2 separate regions of the Homo sapiens genome follow, and region 2 is linked to region 1. The links are chromatin loops, found by intact Hi-C in ENCODE. Cell type or tissue: dorsolateral prefrontal cortex. All regions are shown on one strand. Each heading gives the region's core, and the rest is flanking DNA. Links, peaks and the distances in the headings are about the cores only.

The links. Peaks named below come from ENCODE experiments on the same cell type or tissue, not always from the same donor. Only the 100,000 strongest peaks of a DNase experiment are listed, where the experiment ranks them.
Region 2: it touches region 1 in a loop (2.9-fold over the local background); 1 of 110 quality-filtered maps calls a loop at or near these places.

What each region holds. Positions count from the first base shown.
Region 1 is chr9:89,888,917-89,895,251 of GRCh38, reverse strand. No RefSeq gene overlaps it. Among named protein-coding and RNA genes, the nearest start is that of MIR4290, 130 kb to the left of the region's middle. In dorsolateral prefrontal cortex, for the core only: no CTCF peak of the experiment used is centred there; a DNase peak (open chromatin) is centred at 3,261; H3K27ac peaks cover 604 bases.
Region 2 is chr9:89,804,489-89,810,823 of GRCh38, reverse strand. No RefSeq gene overlaps it. Among named protein-coding and RNA genes, the nearest start is that of LINC03062, 170 kb to the right of the region's middle. In dorsolateral prefrontal cortex, for the core only: a CTCF peak has its summit at 2,623; no DNase peak of the experiment used is centred there.

The DNA of each region.
Region 1 (6,335 bases), core at 1,601-5,600:
AGTAGTAAAACATCAGTACCAGCACATTATAATTATATATGTATCTTATAGTAGCTGGAGTAATCACTCAGAAAACAATACTCAAAAACACTACAAATAAATCAAGAGTATATCCTAAAAAATGTTTAAGCAACCTGAAGGAAAGTAACAAAAGAAAAATAAATGAGGGAGAAACTGAGGAAGCAAACAGAAAACAAGCAATAAAATAAAATAGAAGCCCTAACATATCAATAATTACCTTAAGTATAAATGATCTAAATATAACAATAGGAAGACAGATTGGCATAGTGGAGATATATATATATATATATATATATATATATATATATATATCACCTCATATACAAACATATAAGTAGGTTGAAAAGAAAAGAATGGAGAAAGATATACTATGAAAACAATGAAAAAACAAGAGTGGCTATAACATTAGATGAAGTAGTACCAAATAAAATTATTAGAGATAAATGGAGACATTATAAAAATGGTAAGAGAATCAACATGCTGAAAAGACTTAAACAATTCTGAATGGGTATGCACCAAAGAGCAGAGCTTCAAAATACACGAAGCAGAAACTCATATTAGCATTAGCCATTAGGGAAATGTAAATTAATGCCCTTACAAAATATCACTACACATTTGTCAACATAGCTAAAATAAAAAAAAAATAGTGATGGCACCAAACATTGGTGAGGATGTGGAGAAACCGGATCATTCATTCATACATGGCTGGTGGGAAAAAAAGTGATGCAGCCATTCTGGAAAACAGTTTGGCAGATTCTTAAAATGCAGAAGATGCAACTACCCTACAACGCAGCAATTATACCCCTGGGCCTTTATCTCAGAGAAATGAAAATGTGTGTTCACCCAAAAACATGTACCAGAATCTTTGCTTTATTTGTAATCATCCAAAACCAGAAACAATCTGGATGTTCTTTAGTGAGTGGGTCGTTAAACCATGGTCCATCTATACTATGGAATACTAATGAGCAATAAAAGGCAATGAACTATTCATATACAAAATAACTTGATGAGTCTCAAGGGAATTATGTTGAGTGAAAAAGCCAATCTTTGGTTACATACTGTATGATTCCATTTATGTAACATTCTTGAACTGACAAAATTATAGAGATGGAGAACAGATGAGTGGTTGCCAGAGGCTGGGCGGAGGCGGGAAAGGAAGAAGGGCTGTAGCAGAGTAGTATGAGGAATTCCTGTGGGGATGGGACTGTTTTGTACTTTGATTGTGGGGTAGTCACACAAATCTGCACATGTGATAAAATTGCATAGAACTAAACACACACACTTACACATACAACTGGTGAAATCTGAATAAAGTCAATGGATTGTTTCAATATAAATTTCCTGGTTGTGATATTGTACTAAAGTTATGCAAGATGTAACTATTAGAGAACTTGAGTGTAGGGTATGTGGAATCTGTATTAATTCTTAAAACTGCATGTCAATCTGCAACTATTATCTCAAAATAAAATGTGAAAGAATTAAGTATGTAGAGATCTGGTGATACAGCCTCAAACCTACATGGCTATCTAGTAAAATTAATATAACACCCCTCTCAAAACAGATAGAATGAGGATTCATAAAGTAAGCAAAGATACATGAATTGAATAATGTGATGACTAAGCTCACACTAATAGTTACACATCAAATGTGTATCAACAACAACAGAAATGGAGACCTTTGCTTTGCTCCTGTTATGAACCTCACATGCGGTGTTCTAACAGAATTCGCACATTCATTCAAACTGTTTTTCTGTGGAAAACAGATAGCAGAAGATATATGTAATATGTAAAACTGACTGGGTACACCTGGGATATACAAGGAGTGTCTACAAATGACCAAAAGATACCAATAAGCAATTCAGAAGTGAAGATGGCCAAATCACCAACAAGTGTACTCAGAGATGTTCAAAATCACTGTTAATAGGAGACGTGCGAATTACGAGAGCAGGGAGATAGCACTTTGGACCTATACACACCTCAGATTGGCAAAGCCACGAATACACTGAGTGACACCAATAAAAGATTAGTGAAAATGGAAGTTGCCATACTCATGAACAAAGCCACAAGTGTTGCTGAAAGCAGCCAGGCATTGCTTAGAAAACCAATCGTGTTTAGCACTGAGCCAGCAACTCCACTTCTGGGGTGGCTTCCTCTTCTGGAGCCTTCACCAACAGGTCTACATGAGACATCTTTGCAGACTTTCATGACTGCATTGTCAGTGGCAGTGGAGGGGAATGGATTAGCAAAGTGTGGGTGATGCAGACTATGTCAGAAGCAACAGCTAGATGTACGGACAGCCAACAGTGACATACACACACACAAGAACACGCACACACACGGTGACTACGTACACAGGAAGGAGCAGAAAAAGAAGCATAGTATTTACATTCTACATGGATTAAAAAGCAATGTAGGCCAGGCGCGGTGGCTCACACCTGTAATCCCAACACTTTGGGAGGCCAAGGCAGGCGGATCAACTGAGGTCGGGAGTTCGAGATCAGCCTGACCAACATGGAGAAACCCCGTCTCTACTGAAAAAACAAAATTAGCCGGGCGTGGTGGTGCATGCCTGTAATCCCAGCTACTCGGGAGGCTGAGGCAGGAGAATCACTTGAACCCGGGAGGCGGAGGTTGCAGTGAGCCGAGATCATGCCATTGCACTCCAGCCTGGGCAACAAGAGCAAAACTCCATCTCAAAAAAAAAAAGGTAATGTAAATGTACAAAACACCACTTAGCAAGGATACTTACACATTTATAGTGCATAGCATATGAGCATGACGGCCTCTGGAAAATGGAGTTGAAACAGGAATAGGGTATTGGAAATAAATGGGACTTTGCATGGATTGATGCTGCTGTCTCAAACTATAAAGAGAAAATAACATAAGACTATTATATAGAGGTAGAGCGGGGGAAGAAATAAAAACAGGAGTCTTTCCAAGCGCTTGCCTCTGGGTGGTTTCCCAAGTATGATTTCATAATTCTGTGTCCTCAGACACTCTCTGAATGCCACTCACTCTCTGGGGCTCAGAGAGCACACTCTCACCAGGACAAGAGCCAAGTCTGGGGTAAAGAGAAGCTCAGGGGACAGGGTTGGGGGCTTGGGGCAGAGACAAGCTTGCAGGGCAGGTAGGAGCAGGCAAGCCTGCTTCACGTCTTGGGTGTTTTCTCTTTTTCTTGCCATGACAGGGTGATGGAGACACAGCCCTGGTGTGGGCCAGAGTCCACCCTGGGATAGGAGGCCCTGCCAAGGCAAAGTGGCCTGGTAACTTGGCGCTGTTTCCTGGGGAAAATGCAACCATTGTTTTAACACAAAACATGCTTCTGTCCCTGGCCAAGGCCCATCTGTAAAAAGTTATTTTCTTCAAAAGCTTGAAGGAAAAGGCTGCAAGAAGTGTGCTCTGGCTTCAATCTCCCTATACACAGTTCCAGGCCAAGTACAGTAAGGCCAGCCAAGCAGGGTGACCCCTGACGGTGGAGGCAGGGCCAAGGCCCCCAGCAAACAGGAGCAGCATGACGTACCAGGGATCTTAGCCTGAGCTTGGCCACAGACCCATTCAAAGCCTTGGCTACTTGCTGTCCTCTGAGTTTTACTTTTCCCCACAAGCCAGAATATCACGATCAAATGGCTGGAGGCCATGGGCCCTGTGAATGCCTTCTCCAGAGATTGCCATGGTCCTTGAATGCCTATCTCCCCTGTCCTGCCCCAAACCTCCCACAAGCTGATAGAACAGACCATGGCCTCCACCACATCATCCCCAGACAAGAGCCGGGTGGGCCCTGTGGCCAGCCTCCCTTCTCATGGCCAGCCCCTCCAGGTCCAGCCAGATACGAGGCCCCACCCACCTGTCCTCCCTGTCCCTGCGGGAGGGCACTGGAACTGGGCCTCCCAGCCAGGCGAGCATTGTGAGTGATCAGATATGGAAATACTCCTACGATCACCAGGGCACAACCAGTGGAAATCCTGGTCCTGGAAAGGACTTTTAGTTACAATATTAAATTTGAAATGAAGAAATTTTACATTTTAATTCTCAGTAAGATATCTGGGTAACGCCGCGTTGCATTTTGTAAAGGACTGTGCTGCTCATAATCTTTCCTTACCACCGCCCAAGCCACCCGGCACTGTGTAGGTCAAGGTGCCAGTAGAACTGGCACCTGAGCCTGGAGGAGGGTCCCTCATGTACCAATGGGCTCTGAGTCCACTGTCATGCCCAGTGAGCCACTCAACCAGGAGCCAAGGGGCTCAGGGGCATCAGAATGTGTGACAACACCCCCAGTGGAGCAAGCCCATGGGCAAACACCCCGACGTCCTCCCTGAGGGCGGCAAAGTCAGGCGCAGTGGCTTGTCCTTCCAAGTTCCACAGTCAGCTTGGGGGGCATTCACGCCATCCTGCCTGCTCTCCTGGGCACCTAGCACAACACTGTGGTCAAGTTTGGCCTGAGCTGGTGCAGGACCAGCGTGTGGGGAAGGGCCCTGCCCGTGGCAGGCAAGGCTCTCTGGCCCCGGGTGCAGGAGAACCCTGAGGATAAGGCAGAGCAACCTGAGAGGCAGATGCCAGAGAAGGGCTCCCCAGCACTGGAGCGGGGCCTTCCAGGGGCTCCCAATTCCCAGCTTATCTATTAAAAACTTCATAACCCTGGCACAAGAGGTTTGCTTATTTACTTTGGAAATAGCCATGCCACCCGGGCTGGAAGCTCACACTGCAGAAGCCTCCATGGCTGGCCGTTTGCTCTTCTAATGACTCCAGAGTTTGGACAATCAGAGTTTCTGATGCTGACACCAGCTGAAGTGTGTCTCCAGCAGGACACCTGCCACTGGAGGCCATGCCTCGGCCCGCGTCTGTCCAGGGCACTCCTTGAGCAAGTAGGTCCAGTGAACAAGGGAAGCACCTCCTTCCACCCAGAAGTTAATGCTATTGTCCACCTCTTGGAGGCTGGGAAGGAGGACATCTTCCTTCAGCCTCATCTCTACAAACTTTCTCTCTTTCTCTAAATTATTTCCTCTTCCACCTCCACTGGGTCACCTCCCCAGGAGTGGAGGAGCTGTCAGGGCTACTACCCATCTGAGGGCCTTGGAGGGAACCAAGAGTGGGAGGAGGGAAGGTGAGGGTTACTCCCAGTGCTGGGGGAAGAGCCTGGCCGTAAGGGAGGAGCCCTGCCTTATTCCATCCCGCCATCTGCGCTTGGGGCAGGGAAGATCTAACAGTCAGCCTGGGCTGCTATAGCAAAGCACCACAGAGCTGAGGGGTGAAACTACCCGCATTTATCCTCTCAGCCCTGGAGGCTGGAAGTACCAGAGCAAGGTGTCAGCAGGGCTGGTTTCTCCAGAGGCCTCACTCCTTGGCTTGTAGATGGCGTCTTCTTCCTGCATCCCCACATGGTCATCCCTCCCTCTGTGGGTATCTGTGTCCTCATCTCCCCTTCTTATAGGACAGTGGCTATATTGGATTAGGCTTTGAAAAGGAAAATTAAAATTTGGGTCCACAATTTACTGTGCCAAAAGAAAAAAAAATTAAGCTGAAAGCTGAGTCGTGGAAGAAGTTGCCTTTCCTTTTGTTCCTAAGCAGATAGCTACAGATAAAAGGTTAAGTATCTCCACAGGTAGCTGCTCTATGTTCACCTTAACTTACATAAAGTGCTGATTTACTGAGTGCAAGACGCATACATAATTGACTATACCCCCACCAGCTCCTTTTCTCTTGCAACATGTGGATTCAGTAATGTGACCATACCCTCCCTCCTTCCCCTCCAGCCTGCTTTTCCCCTTTAAATATTGAAGCCCTCAAAATCATCTTTGGAGAAAGACACAGAACTGTCTCCTGAGTTATCAGGAGTTATGGGCATGAGTTATCAACCTTGGCAAAATACGCTTCTAAATTGATTGAAAGCTGTCTCAGATATTTTTTGGTTACAGGTCCACCCATACGAACTCACTCTAACTTAATTACCTCTTTAAAGATCTTGTCTCCAAGTACAGTCACATTCTGAGATATGGGGGTTGGAATTTCAACACAGGAATTTGTGGGGGACACAGCTCAGCCCATTGGTGGAGGATGTCTGCTAGCAGCACGTTCTGCAGGCCGGCCTCACCTGCAAACATGGTCAAGGTGACAAGCAAAAGCTGGCCTGGGGCAAAGTACTCTAAAGTCAGCCTCAAGGGTAGAGATGTTCTGCAAAGGGATTGAAAACATAATACATTTGGCAGAACTTGAACCTAGAGCATGTTTTCCCATCTTGTACACTAGAGCAAAGATCAGCAAATACTGCCCAAGCCAAATTCTACAGATCAGCAAATACTACCCAGGCCAAATTCTACA
Region 2 (6,335 bases), core at 826-4,825, 84 kb after region 1:
CTCATGCATGGCTGATGATTTGAGCTACTGATTAACACTTTTTAAAGTCAAATTTCTCGGCACATGTCAGGGTGGGAAATTCTATCTGTCCTCCATATGCCGGGCATCATTCCACAGCAGCTGGTTGGGAAGGAAAGCTTAATCTCTCGGAACCTGCATAATATCTTTATAAAGGTACAGCTGGGCGAATGTCATAAAAATGTTCAGTTGTGGGTGCTGGGATATCAGATGCCTTGCGTGCCTCTTCACTGCCAGGACACACTCCAGGAAAACCCCTGGTGTGCTTGAGGCCACATGACACACAGAGAATGCAGGCAGCAACGCTTTGCCTTGGAAAGCTGAAGCATTTTCTATCTTAATCCCGGAAAAAAAAATTAAAAAACAACTGCCTTGAGAATGTGATGGATACTGCCCCTACACCTGGGTGTTTAGCCGAGATTTATTTAGAGTTTAGGAAAAGTCACTTGAATGATGAGGGCTTTTGTTCATCCCTTCATTTCTCTGAGTGACTATGGAACTCATATATCTGTGTTTTCCCACTAGGGTTGTCTATCCCTGCCATTTGTTTTTTCTTTGTTATTTCTACAGAGGCAGGGCTGACTCTTGCCTTAAACACTTTTGACGAATATCCCTGGAGCTAAAACCAGGGGCGCAAAAGCCACACCCAGGAACCAAGCTCCTGCTGCCTGCTTGGGTAACCATCAAGTTCATTTTGCTCCCTGAATTCCTGCCATGCACTGGGTTCATGCATTGTTCTTTGCAAACATATGAGATGGGGTTATGCTCAGGCACATGGGCAATCAGCACCCACTAGATATGACAGGTGAATCTATTATCTGCTCCGCATAACACATTCCCCAACACTCATAGCTTAAAACAATAGTCTTTTATCACCTCTCACAGTTCCTATGGGTCAGGAATTGGGACAGGGAGTGGCAGGATGGCCTGTCTTTGCTCCATGGTATCTGGTCCCTCCACTGGGGGACTCAAAGCAGAGACAGGAACCATCTGAAGGATGTTTCCTTGTAGATCTGGTGGCCCATGCTTGTTGTCAGTTTTTGGCTGGAATGCCCACATGTGGCCTCTCCTTGTGCCCTGGGCTTCCTCAGAAGATAGCAGCTGGGTTTTAAGAGCAAGTGTCTTAAGAGTGAGAGAGACAAGAGACCAAAGCAGAAACTAATGACTTTGATGATCTGGTTACAAAAGGCACACACCACCACCTCTGCCATATTGTATTGATTCAAACAATGACAAAGGCCTGCCTAGGTCCAAAAAAAGGGAACACAGCACCCCGCACCCAGTGGAGGATGGGCTTTAGATAGGTATGATCATCTTTGGAAAATACAGTCTACCACAATGGCAGACAAGCAGAGCCGGCTGTCCAATCGATCTCCTGCAATCAACACTATGCAGCTGCAGTGTCCGTCACCCTTGCTTAATGTCTCTCCAAAGCCCAATTCTATGTCAAGACAGTCTCTGTGATTCTATTCAGTAAAGACTGCTTCACCTGAGACCTCTCTTGAGATTGCTTTTTTGTGCTTCTCTAAGATTAATATCCGGAATTTAAAAAAAGGAAGAAAAATAGCCAGTGCCTTCAATATCCCCCTTCTCTGAATCATTACCGATTGGGCTAATGACTGCTGATAGTAAACTGGAATTCCTCTGAGCGCTGTACTGAGTAATCGCTGGCTTATTGTTTCACTGTGCTCAAGGTCTGCGTGGTGGAAATGGCTCATCACAAAGACGCATCACCCACGGAGAGAGGCCGCACTGCACAAGGGCCTGCCTGAGGCAGCTACCTCTGCAGCCAATGGGAGCTCGACCTGGAGCTGAGCTGCTCCCAATGACCATCCTCCGTGTTTCTCCAGACATTCTAATGGTCGCCGTCTCAGTGGGGCATGTACTGGGTATGGGGTATGGGGTAAGTGGGCTGCCGTGATCTAAGCCCCCAGTCATGCCTCTGCAATGTTCCCTGCGTGATGGGCATGGCCCAACCAATCCAAAAAAACCAGGCCCTGGGTGATGAGGCTTTTCTGTCTACCCACTAATTACAGTTTTTAGTGAGCTGTGTCTGGCCACAATTTCAAAATTCCATTCTGACAGCCTACACTATGGTCTCCAGCACGGGAGTCCTTTACCGCGCATCAGCGTGCGGGATCAGGTAACACAGACAGATAGATCAAGGCTGTTGACAGTCTTTAATGAAGTGGCAGGGGCTGGAGCCGGACGGCTCATCTCCAGGTCTTTGTCTTGTATGGTGCAGGCCGCACTGGAGACGCAGTTGGTGGATCACAGAGGCATAACCCTGGGCACACAAACACTCAAATGACCTGACTCTCCTGGTTCTACAGAAGCAAACCTGCGAGACTCAACGGCTGACAGCACAGTGCAAGGGAGGATTTATGCCTTCTTTCCGGCAGATTCTTATTTGCCTTGAAGAATCCAACAGAGGGCCACTGCCTGGAGGAACCCACATGCTGTCAGGCATTAATCAACTGCAGAAAACCCACCAAGGACACTCTGTTGCAAGTGGACAGCTTTGAACTCCAGCTGCCACAGCTGGGGGAACATTTGATAGTGAAAAACAATAAACAGCAGGGGAGGGAAGGTCATCTGGCTGAGAATATTTAAGAACGTTCCCCTAGAGGCAGTAGCAGAAAACACATTTACATCTGATTGTCTCTCTTCCTGAATGGTCAGTTTCTGCCTGATGCTGACTAGGTACAGAAATACAGGCAAGCAGAATCCAGAACCCCAGGGTTGGGCGAAAACACTCTGTTTTTTAAAGGACTTTGAACAACAATGAGAGACAAAGAATTCCCCATGGCTATTCTGCCAGGAAGTGACCCACCAGTGAAGGTTGCAGAAAAAAAAACACCCAGGGCTCAAGACCACGGAGGGAGATTTTCAGGGCCTGAGCCTCACTTGCTTCAGGTTTACTGATGCTCTTGGGGCTGGGGAAATGCTGAGGTCATCCAGGGGTAACTGGATTGAACCACCACTCTGTGCACACATTAAGGTAGTGAACTGCACAGTGCCATTTCTACCAGGTGGTACTGGCTTTTTTTTTTCTCTGGCCCTACTGCTTTCTTTGTGGAGTCTTCACCAAACCACCCCTTCCTAAATCCAATTCACTAAATGTTGCAAGGGGTATAAACATAAAGACCTGCCCTCCTCTGCCCACAAAAGCAGTCCATAAGAGAAGAAGGATGTGCATTTACTTGTGACTAGTGTTCTAACACAGATATAAACACAGTTCAGAAGAAACTTGCAGAGAAGAAAATAAATTCCCCGGGGACAGACAAGGCCACACTAAACTCTGTGCCAAATGCCACATGGTCCCTGATCCTAGAATGCTGGACTCATCAAGATCTTATAGATAGATGTCTATCAGTGACAGTGTTTTCTCTTAACGTTAGTATTTAGTGTCACTATCAAATATTTTAACCTTGGAAGACCTGTAAGTGACCTGACAAAGGGCATTTGAAGGTATACTTTATGACCAAGGATGCTTGACCCGGAGGAAGCCCCCGCACGAGGGTACATCTCCTCACTTGGGCTTCCCATGGGTTCTGATTCAATGAGGAGCACCAGGTCAGGACTGAGACATGGTCACATTGAGGCCAAAAGGATGCCATGCCACCCTGACACTGCCATGCAGACTTTAGGTCCAATTCTCGGCTTAAGGCTCACTTCTTCACAAGTGCGTCTCAATTCAGACACCAGCCATGAACTCAGGGTCCACAGACCGCCTACACTTCTGCCCAGCTAGTAACAAATTCCCATCAGGGTTAATCATATGCTGGGTTCCCATCAGGTTTAATCACATACTGGAATGACTCACAGAAGTCAGGAGAGCTCTATACTCACAATTCTAAGGGATACATCTCAGGACCATGCAAGCAATGTGAGACACAGAGGGTGAGATTTAGGAGGGTTCCAAATATGGATGAAGTTTTCATGTCCTCAGGATATGTCACTGTCCTGGCACATGGATGTATGACCAACCAGGGAAGCTCAGCTGAACTTCAGGTGTCCAGAGTGCCTATTGGGGTCTCAGTATGTAGGCTTCATTGATTCAATGGCTATGGGATTGAACTCAATCTCCAGCCACATCCCCTCCCCGAGGCCAGACTTATAGGGGCTCAGAGCCCCAACTCTCTAGTCACATGTTGATCTTTCTGGTGTGACCAGCCCCCATCCCGAGTCTTCCTGTTAGCATGAATTCTGGTGTGGTCACAGGGGCCTACCATGAGTAACAAAGACATCCTATCACTCAGGAAATACCAAGGATTTAGAGGGTCCTTCCCAGGAACCGGAGACAAAGGCCAGCCAAATGCTCTATTGTACAATAAAGTCCAAGTCTCAACCTCAGAGTCTCTCACATGAAAGTCTTCTGCCACTCCCTCTGGTTCTTCACTCTTCTGAGACCAAGAAGAAGGAAGAGCACAGTTTGGGTTCCCAGGCTCCCCTGGAACCCACCCATCTTCAGACTCCCTAGCAATCCAGACACCTTCGTCTGCAGTGTCACCCCAGTCTCTGGGTTCCTTATTCTTTGCACGGTCATGACCTGAGCTCCCACGTCATTCCTCAGAGCCAGACTTGCCGCTTCCTAAACAACTATGCCGGACTCATGCACCTCAGTTTCCACAACTGGGTTCTGTTTCCAAAGCCTTTTGACAGGCCGCTCCCCTTCCACTCCTTCTCTGGTGCTGACTCCCAGAGCCCCTGCCTTAGTCATCTTGCAGTCCCATGGTCAGCCATGACCCCACTCGCTCATGCATTTGTCACTTTGCCTCCCTCAGTCTTTCTTCCTGGAAAGGCTTTCTCTGGTCATCTGAGTCCCACCCAGTCTCCCAAGGCTTTCTCAGCTGCTGTTTACCTCTTGGTGAATTTCGCAGCCTCCCTCACCCTACCACTGAAGCAGGTGTCCTCGCTCACTTGGCAGTCTGCTTTCAAGATCTGGACTTGACATCATACTATTGAGCTGCACACATTAGCTTCTGCCAGCATGGGGCCAGTCTTGGAAGAGCTGGGTGGTATTTTCACGCGTGCTGGCAGTCTCAGCTCTTAGGGAAGCAGCTCCCACACTGATGGTGCCCAGGAGTGATTCTCAGTGGATTTGCAGCTGGTTTTACATGGTAGACAATCTCCTTTTTTATTCTGATAAAACTCTTGGCTTTTCTTGAACTGTTAATATTTCTGCCTAAAAATAGATGCAAAATAACTAAATTTGCAATCATCTCCAAAAAATGAACTACAATAAAAACCTGACTTTTCCTCTAAGATTTAACATAAGGTTTGAGTTATGTGTCTTCTTCAAGTGTCCATTGATGGAGGTATTGATTAATCTATTCTCAATTGCCTGTGGTTCTGACATATGCCACAGTTAAACATCTCCAAATGACAAGGAAACAGAACTTCAGCATGCGAATGAAATAACCAAAAGATCTGACTAAATAGAACTGAAGACATGATTGTAAGCTCAGTCAGCATTTTCTTCTAATGGCACCAAGTAGCCCACAGTATTACCTGTGCATGCCTCATTATCTAGGCCAGGATAAAAGGACATTCACAATCTCTGGAGTGTCGAATTTCTCTTAATATTCACTTTGGTGGATGTTTCAGCTCCTTTTATTTTTTGATACTTACTTGTCTTCTAGAAACATCTTTTTAACTTATTTCATCCCAAGAATCTTTGACACGAAATAGGAAAAAAAAAATGTTCCAACACCTCTAGTGAGTCACCATCAACCAGAAATGAGATATTGCTTTATAAATTCTGCACCAGATCTTTGCATCAGAGCCAGCTTCGGCTACCAGGGCACCCACCATACTGCATCCATCTGGTGAGCTGGGTATCCGTGACACAGAGCAAGCCTGGGGAATGTTCACCTGCCCTGGCAGGCCAAACACAGGGGTACTGTATTCTGGGCTCACAGGAAACCACAGCGTCATCACAGCCACACTACTTTTTGGAAAAGGTGATACTCAAAATTATCTGCACTTCCCTCCTACGCTTCCTTCCAGAAAGCCCATTCCCCGAGAACAGTTGCAAACCACTGATGACTCTGATCAATGCATTGTCTTTTTAATTGAAAATTATGCAGAAACCCCTTGCATTTTAATGCCTTTTGTTGAAAGTAACTCAAAAATATGCCATTGAAAGAATATCCTGAGTGTAAACACATCTGTGAACCAGCAAAGACTTCCCAGGAGCTCCTGGAATCCTCATTGAAATAACAAGTCTCTATTTTGTGATCCTAACACCACCGGATGGGGTCAGGGTAGGTGTGCAAGACCTTGGATGTCCCTGGAAGTTCTTCTTCATGCTT